Regions from separate parts of the Mus musculus genome. Here region 1 is linked to region 2. Evidence: chromatin loops called from intact Hi-C (ENCODE). Cell type or tissue: gastrocnemius. All regions are shown on one strand. Links, peaks and the distances in the headings refer to the core of each region. The heading gives the core; the rest is flanking DNA. Region 1 overlaps Gm33037 (a long non-coding RNA gene). Region 2 holds the start of Hs1bp3 (HCLS1 binding protein 3).

The links. A loop is a pair of places that touch in the nucleus more often than their neighbours do. Peaks named below come from ENCODE experiments on the same cell type or tissue, not always from the same donor. Only the 100,000 strongest peaks of a DNase experiment are listed, where the experiment ranks them.
Region 1: a loop joins it to region 2, with 12 times the contacts of the local background. A loop is called at or near these places in 29 of 42 quality-filtered maps.

Annotation. Positions count from the first base shown.
Region 1 is chr12:8,056,255-8,063,618 of GRCm38, reverse strand. All of the region lies in intron 2 of Gm33037 (a long non-coding RNA gene), which reads left to right. Among named protein-coding and RNA genes, the nearest start is that of Apob, 82 kb to the right of the region's middle. In gastrocnemius, for the core only: a CTCF peak has its summit at 3,854 (motif pointing left); a DNase peak (open chromatin) is centred at 3,851.
Region 2 is chr12:8,307,927-8,315,290 of GRCm38, reverse strand. Hs1bp3 (HCLS1 binding protein 3) reads right to left here and starts at 1,858. Exons shown (of 7, transcript NM_021429.3): 1 at 1,794-1,858. The coding sequence starts at 1,825. In gastrocnemius, for the core only: no CTCF peak of the experiment used is centred there; DNase peaks (open chromatin) are centred at 1,900 and 4,043; H3K4me3 peaks cover 1,184 bases; H3K27ac peaks cover 1,049 bases.

The DNA of each region.
Region 1 (7,364 bases), core at 937-5,936, 250 kb after region 2:
CAGTTTCAACCTCAGGGCAGAGAAGCCAAGGCAGGGCCAAGCCCTGGGGCAGGCAGTGGACAGAGGCCAGCGCTCTGAGCCACAGCGAGGCTAGACCAGGTGGTGTTGGACCAGTCTTTCCTGTGGAGGACAGCTGGGAACATGGCGACCTCCTTTCAAGTTGCCCTTACCAGGGGACCAAGGAGCAAAAATTGAAATGCTAATACCTCTGAAGAAGGAAATATCTAGAATGTTGGGGGAAATTACAGGAAGGATGCAACTCCTTAGAGTAGTAGTAGTGACTGGTTAGAGTTGGAGACCCCCAGGTTGGGCCCTTGTTCTTCTTAGGCAAAGTGCTTCGTCTCAGTTTTGTCATCTGTGAAATAGAGACAGTGAGGTTTTGGAGGTGAACTCAGAGTCAAGTAAGACACCACATCTTATTCGGGAAGCGCTTGTCATGGGATCTCTGATGTGTACTCTTCCCATTTGGCTGTTAGCTGGACTATCACTGGGACTTCATACCCCCAGCTTTACTCTCTCAGAATGAAGTTTCTGTCAGTTTTTCTACACAGACTGTCTGGTTTCAGAGAAGGAAGGTTCTCTGCTTTGGCATTTACTACTGAGGCACAGCTCCCAACCGTGCTGGCTAGCAGGCATGCTTGTAAATGCTTCATTAAATAGCTAGATGCACGGGGGGGGGGGGGGGGCATGAAGGAAGAGGTGTTCCTCTTTGCTTTCTTGCTCCCAAGTTCCAGAGAAATTTGTAAAAGGATGTGGGATGTGAGGGAGCTCTGCATCTTCTGTGAACATCTGTGGTTGCCCATGCACCTTAGAGCTAGCATCTTTAGGAGTGGTCAGTGCCTGGAAAATGCAGGGAAGTGGTCCCAGGGCTCCCCAGGGATGGAGTGGCAGCAGCAGAGTGGACTAAGGTAATGGATGTCCATGAACAGCTGTCCAGGACAGGTAGCTAATGAGCCTACGGAGTCCTCCTGGCACCCAGGTACTAGTTACAAGCCTTGAAAGGCTTAGGCCCTGGAGAGACAGAAGTTATGTGAGAGAATTAGAGTTGTGGCTCAATTGTTCTTCTCTGTGTACTGTGTCTAAGCAGTGAGACTTTTTTGCAGACTGTGTAAGAAGTACCCCAGGTCTGTGTTTGGGGCAAGGGCACAGCTGGGCATGAGCAGTGTCCTTCTTGGTCTTTGGTGCTATGTAAGTGGGATGCACTTGGCAGCTCTCTCACTCCCGGGTTTGACTGTTGAACTCAGGCTCTCGTAGCTATAAAAACTGGAGTAACCTGTGCATTGGGGCACATTTTCCCACAAGCAAGAACTTTCTTCACCTTTTCCTATAGAGCAGCTACGTTTTACAAAAGAACCCTTGGTACTCTAGCTGATGTCTAAGGCCTGTGACTTTGCAGGGTTCCCTCTGCCTCCATGCACCACTGCAAACGTCCTGACCCAGGAGGCACTTGAAAAAGCTCGCTCGCTCCCTCAGATGTGAACAGTGAGAGCAGGGCACAGCAGAGTGGCCAACTCCATGCTTTGCCTAGGAGTTTCTGGTTGGTTTGCCCTGAGGCTCCTCACTCACAGCTCCAGAGGAGACCACACAACAGGCTCCCATCCCCCATAGGCTCAGTGTGGGAGTGGGGTAGGGATGCTCTTCCCATTCTGGCCTTGCTATTTCACTTTCTGATGGCAAGGTGGACTCCTTTGCCTTTTAAAGAATCAGCGTCCGATGTCTAGCTTGGAAGACAAAAGCAGATTATGCCCTTGTTAACACAGTCTTCCATGTAAAAAACCCAGGCTTGCTTGATGATATTGCCTCCTGTTCTGAAACACAGATGGTTGGGATATAGTTCATTCTTTTCTTTGCTTTGGCATTCAGTACATTTCACTGTATCTCATAGACACCCATCAACTCTTTTTATATCATCTTTCTCTTTGGGGGCCCCAGCTGTTACCAGAGACTGCCCTTGCCTTGGGGCTCTGATGATTTTCTTTAGAGTTATATCTTTTCCTCAGCAATGAGAGCTGTTTCTCTACAAAATGAGCTGAAAGGAAGGGTTGAGCTGATCCAGCTAGTAGGGTCAGGAAGGAAGGTCCAGGAGGTCCATTAACTGTGCTCAGTGTATGTGTATGAGTCTGCAGCATGGGTTGGGGAATAAATACCTGGCTGACTGCTGAGAGGTGTCATGGAAGCTCTTCTTGGGTATCGTCTCTGAGATTCTGCGCCCTGGTCAAAACATTATCCTTGAATCCTGTCAGTAAGCCCTTGAGAGGAGAGCATCTTTGGGCTTTCTGGCATCCTGTTGTCTCTTCTTCTATCTCACATGGGTCTGGAATTCACACAGGTCCTGCAGCATGCAAGGGTAGGCTGAACACACAACATTTGAAGGCAGATGTCATCTCATGGAGCATTTTCAGCAAAACTCCCAGAGGTGAGTTAGTGCTGGCCGAGCAAGAAATGTGACGGGATGGCACAGAAACGTGACGGGATGACGGGATGGCACAGAAAAGATGAAGGGAAAGGAGCATTGGAGACTGCTTTGGATATTCATTGTCTTGTTATTTTCCCTTTGAGATTAGAGAAATGTATCATCTCTAGAGCCCTTGAGACTCCTGTGGGGTGTGGTTTCCATGGTGTCTGGAGATAAAAACACTCTGTGTCCATTGGAGAACTGCCCTCCATGCTGTTGTCCACATTTCAGACCAGGTCTGGTTACCAGTTAGCACTTTGTGGTATATAACATGCTAGATGTGGATTGAAGTGTGAGCTGTATTTCTAAGTATGGGTTGAGGTAAAGTGGTTATAACACCTTGGAGTTACTAGGGAATCCCATGCTTTGTGGTGGTGGTGGGAGTGATTCTGGGCCCCTCCCAGGAAGCTCCTTCAATTGTAGAATAAAACCATAAAAGCCAACCACAATATCCCTTTCCTAAGACCTGGGAGGGAAGTGGAGGGCCCTTAGTTAGGAGTTGGAGACTGTGGTTCTGAGCTGTGATGAATTCCATTCTTTTTTCTATTAGCTATTTTCTTTATTTACATTTCAAATGTTATCCCCTTTCCTAGTTTCCCCTCTGAAAAACCCCTATCCCTTACCCCCTTCCCCTGTTCCCCAACCCACCCACTCCCATTCCTAGTCCTGGCAGTGCCCTATACTGGGGCATAGAAACTTCACAGGACCTAGGGCCTCTCCTCCCATTGGTGACTGACTAGGCCATCCTCTGCTACATATGCAGCTAGAGCCACATGTCCCACCATGTGTTTTCTTTGATTGGTGGTGTAGTTCCAAGGAGCTCTGGGGGGGGGGGGGTGGGGTACTGGTTAGTTCATATTGATGTTCCTCCTATGGGGCTTCAGACCCCTTCAGATCCTTGGCTACTTTCTCTAGCTCCTTCATTGGGGACCTTGTGCTCCATCCAATGGATGATTGTGAGCATCCACTTCTGTATTTGCCAGGTACTGGCAAAGGCCCTCAGGAGACAGCTATATTAGGCTCCTGTCAGCAAGCTCTTGTTGGCATCAGCCATATTGTCTGGGTTTGGTGTTTGTTTATGGGATGGATCCCCAAGTAGGGCAGTCTCTGTATGATCGTCCCTTCAGACTCTGTTCTGAACTTTGTCTCTGTAACTCCTTCCATGGGTCGTTTGTTACCCCTTCTAAGAAGAATTCTGAGTTTCTGGGCTAATATCTACTTACCAGTGAGTACATATCATGTGTGTTCTTTTGTGATTGGGTTACCCCACTCAAGATGATATCCTCCAGATCCATCCATTTAAGAACCTTAAGCACAATGCTAACTTCACTTCCACCTAAGGCTTTTTCTCTGAGCGGTGAAAGCAAGGTGTCTGTGTGCCCTGCTGCCCTCTGGTGGCAATCTCTGGAACTCACTGCCGCCTTGACTTCTAGCTTGGATTTATTGATGGCTGACACTTTCCAGATTTTCTTGTTTTTTTGTCAGAAAGGTCAAGGCGAGGTTGATTTCCAGGTAATTTTGTGGATCCACACACATGTATTGTGAGATTTATGCCACATCCCTCCCCATTCAAATACTCATTCTGTGGGGTGTGAGAGATGTGTGGCTCTGTAGATGAGAAAATTTGCTATGGAAGCAAGAGGATCTGAGTTCAAATCCTATGTACTCCCATGAAATCCTATGTACTCCCATGAAATCCTATGTACTCCCATGAAATCCTATGTACTCCCATGAAATCCTATATACTCCCATGAAATCCTATGTACTCCCATGAAATCCGGTGTTATGTCATAACCTTATCATTGGGGGCAATACAAGTAGATCCCAAGAGTTTGATGGTGAGCACGGCCTAGTGTGTACACACACACACACACACACACACACACACACACACACACACACACAGATGCTAACCCTTCTCAAGATATGGGCCCATGGAATGGGGCAGTGAATAGAGTGGAGATCTATTTTATAGTTAAAGGTTTGATGGGGCCTACCTGCTTCAGAGCACTTAGCTGTGTGTCACATTCTTGGAAGCCATCTTATACGTCTAAACAATGATTTTTTTTTTTAAGCTAACAGAGTGGGACCTGATGTTAGAAAATTGAGCGGATTGTCTCTTCAAGTTTCCTTTGCATAACTTTTCTGATGGTGCTGCACTTATTCGTACTTCCAGTTAAAGACCCACTTAAACTCCATTTGGTCTCCGACCTTGTGTAAGAGAAACTGTTTCACCGCAGCTTTTCTTCATGCAGCATCACTTCAAGGCAAATGTCTAGAAAATAAAAAAGAGACTGGATGATTCTCAGCACTGCCTCTGGTTCTATACAGGTCAATTGTCTGCAGACAACTCAGGGGCTTTCTCTTCATGACCCATGCATCTTCAAATGCCTGGAAACTGACAACTTGGATGTTTGCATTCAGTAGGTGTTTAATAATTGTATGCTAGAATTTAATCAATGAATGAATAGGCCGAGTATCAGATGTGGTACTTGAGCTGTAGTTACAGTACACGGCATGTAATGCCGATTGGGTGGACTCCGTTGTTGCATGGCAGGAGCCGTCAATCCAGAGTCAACTCAGGGTATTTCAACAATTGCTCTGAAAAATCTGCATATACATTAGGCACAAGTAGCATCCAACCGTGCTTCAAGACAATAAGAGACTACTAAGCCAGTTTATGGGTGTGAAGCAATGAGTTTTTAAACTTTAGACAAATCTCATCCTACTTATGACTTCAAGAATCTCCATGAAAGTTTGACTGGGGGCAGGGGGGGGCATAACTAGTTAACTGCAGCCAAGACATTAAAAGCAAATATCTGTTCCATAGATACACATCTGACTCCAGGGCTGAGTACAAAGCAGGGTTCTTAGCTTCACAATGATGAGATTCACTTTCTTTTAAAACTTCTCATGCTGGAACCATTTTGGACAGCAGATAGAAATAGTCCTGGAGCTTTAGAATCACTAATGAAGAGGAGGAGAAAACGCTAAGTGCATATTGAGTTCTTGTCCACACCCTCTCATAACCAATCGAGGAGAAAATGCCTCTCTTATTCTCTTGGGTGGAAATGGCCATTGTTTCTAATGAGAGAGAACAAAATGTGGCCTTAATGTCTCCCAACCCCAGAAAGTTTTCTTAGTGACATCAGTGCTCCCAGAGACACGGGCTAGAGTGCACTAGCCATGCACAGCATCAATTGCGATGCACTTTAAAGGTTCACATGACTAAATGATATGATTACAGGCTTGAAAGGAGCACTGGACTCCTACAGAATCATTTACAGCAACCCTTCCCAAAGCAGGTTGATCTTAAAAAAACAACCCAGGGCTAAATACTTGTTTTTAATGGCTTATAGCTTCATTTAAACCCAATCAAAACCTAAACAGCTCATACAACTGACCTGTGATCCCATAACGAATTCTGTGACTAGTTCTGCTTAGGAAGAACTGGAAGTAGGAACACTGCAAAACAAAAGACAAAGAAAGGAAGATATGTCAAAGAAAAAGGAAGCTAATATGTAGTTAAAATTATGGGCTAAATCCCCAAACAATGAAACTCAGAGGAAATATTACTTTTTCCATCCAATACTGGGCATTGAGATCAGGTAAGTACTCTTACCACTGAATTGCATCCAGCTCTGAGTATTGTGTTTGTGCCATTAAGCACTTTTAGGGGCAATTTTAGAGCTCATTTGGAACAAAAACAAATACTCAGAAACTACCAGCAACTTGGAACAAGGCTCAGGTACTGTGGGTGTGTATACTGAAGTCTTGGGATTGTGGCCACTCCTTGGTTGCAGGGGACCTTGTAAAGCTATGTCTCTGGGACTCCGCCAGTGAAGTTCACTCTCAGGAGGAAATGACGATTCTCAGTGCCTCCTTTCAGGTGGATGAATTTTCTTCTAAAATTGAGCCCAGGATCCTCCCAGGGAAGCAGAGGATTATAGAACCCTTCTTCCACCCTTACTATGATATAACTTCTCCCTAGCCCCATCATACCTAACAGGACATCATAACAGAGGGCAGGACAATAGGTGAGGTTTCCCTCTCCCACCTGGAGGTGTGACCAGATGAAACCCCCCCATTTTATATCTCTTGAACAAGGACAAGGGACTGGGTGCCTCCTTTGGTCATATTCCCAAGGCTTTAGGGACAGAACAATAGCCAGAGAGGGCACATTAGAGGACAGCTAGGTTGCCTAAGATCTTTTCCAAGGATATTCCTTATAACTATCCTGAAGTAGAGGATATATTCTGATGCTGGACTTGTTCCAGACTTTTGGGGGACATGCATCAAGGTGGGGTGTGAGACACTGGCATATCGGTCAAGGAAGATTTACCTTACTGACTGCTCTCCTGGAGCAGGTACACACACTGTACCTGGGGCTGGAGCTGGGGATGCCATTTGGTGGTCTGGGAGTTGCTGATTGCTTTCTTTGTCACAAAGCCTTTGATTTCTACTGGCTCATGTGTACACATGTGGGTATTCCTGGTGGCCTGACCATTGAGCATAATTAAAAGAAATGATTGGCTTTCTCTTGATGCAAACATCTGGTTTTACTTGAAACAAGATGACTTAGCTGTTTGAGAAACATTCTTGTAACCCTGGATTCACATTTTCTTCTTAAAATATATATTTTCTCTGTTCGGGCAGCATGGTAATGTAAACAGTCCATGTAACTGACAACCGACACTTTCAGAAGTATGTGGGGCTCTGAGCACCGGACGAACCGCAGGATGATTGCCTTTTTGATTTGATCACTGGAAATCTGTTTCAACAGTCACTCTGATTTAAACAATTACTCTGATTTATACTCCAAACGCTGTAATTTGCAGAAAATGTAACCATGTGAGGACATTTTGTAGAGTATGTCTTGGCAACTCCTCTGTTTTGTTGTGATGTCATT
Region 2 (7,364 bases), core at 1,012-6,011:
CCCCAAAGTTCATCATTCAGAATACACAGAGAACCTAAACAGGCTGCAGCCCCTCCTCCCACCCCTCCGTGCAGCCACTCCGGCCGGTGCCTGAAGGACATGGGTGCAGCAGCCACGGGTTCTCTGTCCCCTTGCTCCCATGGCCAGGCTGCCTATGTTTCCCACCGCACTCAGAATGAAACCTCATGGCCTTTCTCCATTGCAGGCCACCTCACTCTCTCCACGCTCCCTCCACATCAGCACACGGCCTTTGGATTTTCTGTCTTTCCTGCTGAGCACACACTGCAAGCTCTCCTTCCTATAGTCCTTTCCACTGTGAGACTTCTCAAGAGCTTGTTCGCCTGCCATCTCTCCGAAAGATATCCCTTGACCACATCGTATAAAACTCATGTCTGTCACCTGACCTCCCTCCCCATCATTCAGCTTCCTTCTCAGCATTTACTACCCTCGACATAGCTTACGTTTTCTCGCTGCCCACCCATTCCCTCCAAAGCCTCACTACTGTATCCTAGAACCTGGACCGGTGTCTAGCATCGAAGGGATCCCGAGAAAACACCTGCTGGATGGATACTGCATGAAGCCCAGAGATGCCGCGCAGGAGGAGGCTGGAAACTCCAGCTGATCTTGGGTGCAGGGCCACTTCAATGCTTACTTAGGTGGCTGTGCTCCTCAAAGGCAAGCTCCTTGGGTCTGCTGTGACTATCAGAATGGTGGACAGGGCACGACTCGTCCACCCTCACCATCAGCAGCACACTATGCCTGCTAACACTCGGGGGCATGCTAGCACCAAGGGAAGCCACCACTACCCTTTCTAGGCACCAGCACCAAACTCACAGTCACAGTCTGGTGGCCCACAGGGACATTTACTGCTCCTGTCCTCCTATCTCTCTAGATGGAACCTTTCTCTACAGGAAGGGAAACTGAGGCTCTGTGAAAGGGAACGACTCACAGGGTCATAGGAACATCTCTTTTAATGGGGATGTGGCCTGCGGCCTCACCACACCAAGGAGAGCAAGCAGCTTTCAAGATCAGGGCTTACGTCCGGAACCATACTTTTCTAACCAGGGAGCTGGGAATACAAATGAACTTGTGTTGGGTAAAGCACCCGTTTGCCCATCTTGGCTAGAGTTTGTATTCGGGGAATAAAGGCAGAGTATACGATTATCCTTAAAGTTCATCATTTCAGAGTTACTTAAAAATCGAGGAAGGAGTAGGACATCCACCCTGCCCACAAGCCTTTCCAAGCCTCACCCTAGCTGTGAGTATGGCCCTGGGTGGATGCGCACTGCTCTGACCCCTTTGAGGAAGCTCCTGCGCTCTCTCCAGCAATAACTGCCAGGGTCTTAGTTCTGCGTAGTTGGGGTTCAACAGCAGCAGTGTGCTGCCCTGCCAACTGAACTTAACACGCCCCCTCCCGCAGCACCAGTCATTTTGGTGCGGGTATCACCTCCAGGGACACCTTGTTTTATTCACCTCGTCCCTGGTGCTTAGCATCGAGCTATTCACACAGCTAGCGCAGAAATGTTTGGGGGACCGGAAGAAATGCCCCCCTCCCCCCATACGCAGGGACAGGAAGCTGGGCCCTGTCCCAGCCAGCGCTATCTCGCCAATCCCAGGCTTTTCTGGAGACGTGGGTGAGTGCTTGGATCCTTTAGGGGGCCTCAGTTTCCTTGTCTGTAAAACGGGGACTCTAGACGGCGCGCCAGCACGCCAGCAGGATAGTGTGCGGTGCAGCGGGATAAACCGTCAGCTGCTGGGACGTCTGGATCATGCATGTTGGGGGTCTGGCTCACCTGGAGGTGCGGAGCACCGCCGGGGACTGCATGTCGGCTGCGGGCGGGCGGACGGTCACGGGATCTGGCGTCCTGGGCGTCGCTGCGTCCCCGCCCCGCCCCGCTCCGGCGCAGCGCCGTCTCCTCAGCCCTTGCCCGCCCCCTGGTGGCAGCGGATGTGCACATCGCAGTGTCTGTGGCCTCGGAGTAGAGAGGTCATCCCTGCTGCTCATCCCTCCCTAGGTCCCCCATAGCCACCTCTTAAGCCTGGCACCTCATGCCATTTAATCCTAGTACTGACTTAACCTCTAATGGTACAGGAATCCAGCCGCTAGTTTTCAGGCTTCTCTCCAGGCTAGCTACAAAAGCACTCTTTTCTCTCCCTGGGGTCATTTCCACTTATGCAGTCAATCACTCAGTCAACAGGAGTCTTCCCCTTTGGGACTCTGTCCCTTCAGGCTTGTGGGCTGTCATTGAAAACAACCCTCTCTTTCGGGCTCTTCTCCTAAGGTTTCCTGTCCATCTCTTCTTTCTGTCTCTGACTCTGTCTCTCCCTCTCTGTCTCTCTCTCCCTCTCTCTCCCTCTCTGTCCCTCTCTCCCTCCCTTCAAAGGTACTCTTGGCCTTGGCCTGGCTTGCTTTGCATTGAGGAGGAGGTCTTGGACATTTTACTCTGTATGTCTCTGACTGAGTGGACCACCTGGGAATGGGCTCAACTCTCTACCCCAGGAGAATGAGAGAGACCATACCTGCTGTTTCCTGTCTTCTGCCCGTGGCTCAGGAGACTGAAACCAGGGCCAGGTGACAGGTACAAACTGCTGTCTGTCCTTTGCTCTCTCCAGTGATAAGTAGCTGCAGATGCTGGGCCACACCAAAAGCACCTAAGGGACATATTATGTTCCCGTTTTAGTGTGTGTGTGTGCATGGAGAGTGTATAGAGGTCGAAAGACAGCTCTGTGGAGTTGATTCTCTCCTTCCACATTTCCATGGCTTGTAGGGATTGGAATCTGGAGGTCAGGTTTGCAAGAAATTATTTTAACTTGAGTCATCTTGCAGGCTCCATGCCATGCTCTCTAGGTAGCATCTCAGCACACTCAAACCATTATCCTCTGCTTCAGTGATGTAATCCCACAGTCAATTTTAAAAGTTTGAAAATGACTTCAAACTTTGCCTCTTGAAACATATACACTCATGCACCCTGTTGGCGGCGTTTTGGATTTGTCTAGAGAAAAGGTGACAATAATAGGTGTTTTAAATGTTAAACTTATAATTATTACTACCATTTACTACTCTCTCTCTCCCTCTCCCCCCACCCCGTGTGTGTGCGTGTATGTGTGTATGTTCATGTGTGTGTGTATGTATGTGTGCATGTGTGTGTGTGCACGAGTGTGTGTATGTGTGCATGTGTGTGTGTGCACATGTGTGTATGTATGTATGCATGTGTGTGCGCGTGTGTGTGCATGTGTGTGTGTGCATGTGTGTGTGCATGTGTGTGCCTGTGTGTGTGTGCGTGCATGTGTGTGCATGTATGTGTGTGCATGTGTGTGTATATGTGCATGTGTGTTTATGTGTGTGTGCATGTGTGTGTGTGTGTGCAGTTAACTCTGCACTTGTGAGATCAAGGACAACTTTCGGGAGCTGGATCTCTCCTTGCACCACAGATTCTGAGGTGCGGATAGAATTTAGGGGATCAGGCTTGTATAGAATGTTATTTTACTCACTGAGCCACCTCATAGGCATTAACACAGAGATTTAATGGAGCCTCCCCTCCTGTCCCATCCTAACCCCCTCTCCTTTTTCCACCCTTCCCTTCTATCCCCTTCCTCCTCCTCCTCCTCCTCTCCCTCCCTCCTCCTCTTCTTCCTTCTCTTTTCCATTGCAAAACGAAATGGAGTCAGAAAGGGCGGTGCGAAGGAGCAGTTTCCTAGAGAAATAAGAATTGGCAAACTAGGAATGTTCCCGACAAGGAAGGAGTCAGTAGGGTCTAGCAGCGGAGGAAAGCAGGAGTCAGGGCATGAAGTACTCGGTGTGTTTGAGCTTAGCCTTTGCACTGACAGTGGTCACCAGACAGGAAATAAAGTGTGCACAGAGGACCCTCCTGAACAGCCGAGCCGTGTGCAGTGGTGTGGAAATGCACAGGAGCCCAGAATGGGGGAGACGGCGAAGGCTGCTGAGGTGCAGAATAGGGAGCGGGCGTGAGAGCCGCAGGAGATGGGGCTTTTCATGAGCATGAGCAGAGGAGTCGGGATGCTGCTGTGTGGCTGAGCGGCAGCTCCGCTCTCACTGTGCTTGCCGGCCACACACGAGGGCCTGCGTTTCACGCCAGTACCATGAAAATCCATGGCCAGAAGCCCAGCACTCAGGAGGGCTGCAGAAGTTCAAGGTCATCTTCCACTCCAGAGAGTCTGAGACGGAGGCAGCCTGAGGGCATACGAGGCCTTGTCCCCTCGATGTGTGTGAGTGTGCGAATGTAAAAGTTTAAAAAGATGTTGCTATGGTTTGGCTCGTGTGAGTGGCTGGACATCTGGAGGAGCCTGAGGTGGTAAAATGATCAGTCTGTTTTGGACAAGAAAGGTTTCAGGACCTGGGATATAGAGGCCATTGAATCTCTCTGCTCAGGACCTGGGGATGTGAGACTTGGGTGTGGGGTCCTAGGTGGAAAGGAGATAGTCTTTCCAGGTGACACATCCTGCATGAGAGTCCTGAAGAGATATTTTGAGGGGGTTTAGGAAAGCAGAAACCATAATGGGGACTTGCCAGGAAACCCCAGACTGCTAGCATGCCTGCCACCAATACCTTGTGAGCTAATGAGCTGGGCTTCCCGGTGACTTGGGCTTGTCCTGTGCACCACAGGAAATTCAGCACACCTGGTGCCTGTCAAGAGTACCCCAGGATTCCTGTGGAAGTGACCCGCTTCCTTGATAGCAATTCCATTTTCTGCTTCCATGGGTCCCACAGGCTCCAGTGCATAATTGTGTGCAATACCTGGAATGTGGAATCTGAATCTGATATTGTGTGCTTCCTGCTCAACGCCATGGCTAAGGCGGTGGTAACAAAGACCATGCTGCACAGGGTTGTCCTCCCTCCCGGCTCACCCTGGGAGGACCACTCCACACGGCTTCTCCCAGAGGGAGTCAGACTGCAGCGCTGAGGCCACTCAGACTCTGCAGGGGGATGTCTAAATGCTGGCCTAGCCTGCTGGCACCCCCTTTGTTTCGTGTGGGGTGGGCTGTCTGAGGAGCTGCTCGCTATCTCTGTCCATTAACTCATTAGCTCAAGGAGTCCGCTCATCCTCATGTGATAAAGTGGGCGGCCCCACCATCTTGTTGGTCATCCAGCCAGTGCTCACAGGCACAGCTCAGGCCTGGGGCTGCAGAAGGAGACTCGGCTTTGTCCAGCGGTGTTCACTGACCACTTGAGGATAGTTGGAGATTTCAATGAGAACGCAGGCTCTGGGGACATGAGGACACCCTGGAGATGAAGGGCATATGAGTAAGAGCATGGGGTAGGGAGGGGGGTACAAAGAACTGCCAGGAGGAGTTGGTACCAGACCTAAGAAATGAAAAAGTGAATGTTCTTGCTCTAGCTTTCTCTGTGAAGAAATGGGTCTAACAGAGTCACAGCCGCAGAGTGGTGAAAGCAATGGAGCAGAACAAAATGCACGACAGGCGCTGGAGGTCGGGAGTCACCCGCTGCGCACACACACACACACACACACACACACACACACACACACAGAGAGAGAGAGAGAGAGAGAGAGAGAGAGAGAGAGAGAGAGAGAGAGAGAGAGAGTACATTTACACAAACACAAATAAAAATAAAGTTTTGTTTTGTTTTGTTTTTTTGGCTTTTTGAGACAAGTTTCTTCTTCTTCTTCTTCTTCTTCTTCTTCTTCTTCTTCTTCTTCTTCTTCTCCTTCTCCTTCTCCTTCTCTTTCTCCTCCTCCTCCTCCTCCTCCTCCTCCTCCTCCTCCTCCTCCTCCACCTTCTGTGTAGCCCTGGCTTTCCTAGAACTTGCTTTGTAGACTAGACTGGCCTTGAACTCATAGAGACCTACCTGTCTCTGCAAAGGAGAGCACCACCATTCCCATCTCTAAAAATAAGTCTTAAAAAAAGTCCTGGGGGGTGGGGAGAGGGGTATGTTGCATTACCAGGAGAAAATTTATGTCTTCTTCTACCTGAAAAGAGCTTTAATGTTGGAGATGAAGACAGCCATCTTGTGAGCATGAGACACAAACATGTGTTTGGAGCCAATGTGTGTTCAGGATGTAAGAATCTGAGATCTGATGGAACATGATTCTGAAGCAGAGGAGCTGGACGGTGTATGTTTTATAGAAGAATTCATGATCCTGACAGAGGAGAGAGAGAGAGAGAGAGAGAGAGAGAGAGAGAGAGAGAGAGAGAGAGAGAGAAGAAGAAGAAGGAGGAGGAGGAGGAGGAGGAGGAGGAGGAGGAGGAGGAGGAGGAGGAGGAGGAAGAAGAAGAAGAAGAAGAAGAAGAAGAAGAAGAAGAAGAAGAAGAAGAAGAAGAGAAGAGAAGAGAAGAGAAGAGAAGAGAAGAGAAGAGAAGAGAAGAGAAGAGAGAGGAGGGAAGGAGGGGAGGGAGGGGGAAAGGGAAAGAGGAAGAGGGAAAGGGAGAGAAGGAGGAGACAGGTTGTTTTTAAAAAGCAACAAAAATCACCTCTGACTTAATGCCAGACACGACCACCAACAATGCAGCAGAGCCCCCAGGACTGTATTGTTGGGGAGCATGGGTTTGGGGTATAGCATCCTGGGGAACACTATGTTGAAAGAGCCCATCATTGGTGTGAGGAGAAACCACGATATCAGTGTTCCCTGAGATGGTAGTGTTGAGTGTGATCATTTAGTTAAAATCATCTCTGTACTTAGAATATTTTATATGCATGGTTCAAGACTTTTTTTTTTTTTTTTTTTTTTTTGAGACAGGGTTTCTCTGTGTAGCCCTGACTGTCCCGGAACTCACTCTGTAGAGCAGGCTGTCCTCAAACTCAGAAATCTGCCTGCCTCTGCCTCCCAAGTGCTGAGATTAAAGGTGTGCACCACCACTGCCTGGCTATGGCTTAAAATTTTACAACTAAATTCTAGTTGTGAATATGACTCTTAGTGGTTTCGACAATGTAAGAGTACTTAGAAAATAACTCCCTGGGCTGGAGAGATGGCTCAGTGGTTAAGATCACTGATTGCTCTTCCAGGGGTCCTGAGTTCAATTCCCAGCAACCACACGGTGGCTCACAACCATCCGTAATAGAATCTGATGCCCTCTTCTGGTATGTCTGAAAACAGCTACAGTGTACTTATATAAATATAATATATAAATTAAAAAAAAAAAGAAAAGAAAAGAATTCCCTATACAAGCTCTGTCAGTGCACCGAGTCCCATAATATGCTCATGTTTTCTGTAGTCATTTGATTCACCTGAAATTAATGTGGGCTTGTATCATAAGAAACAAATTTTGTAGGTGTACCATTCTCTGTGGGACAGCATCAGGGTACCTTCTGCAGACAGATTTCCCAGAGGTCTTTGTCACATGGTCCCGAGACCCAAGGCAGCTTCTCTGTTACTACGATTCTAGTT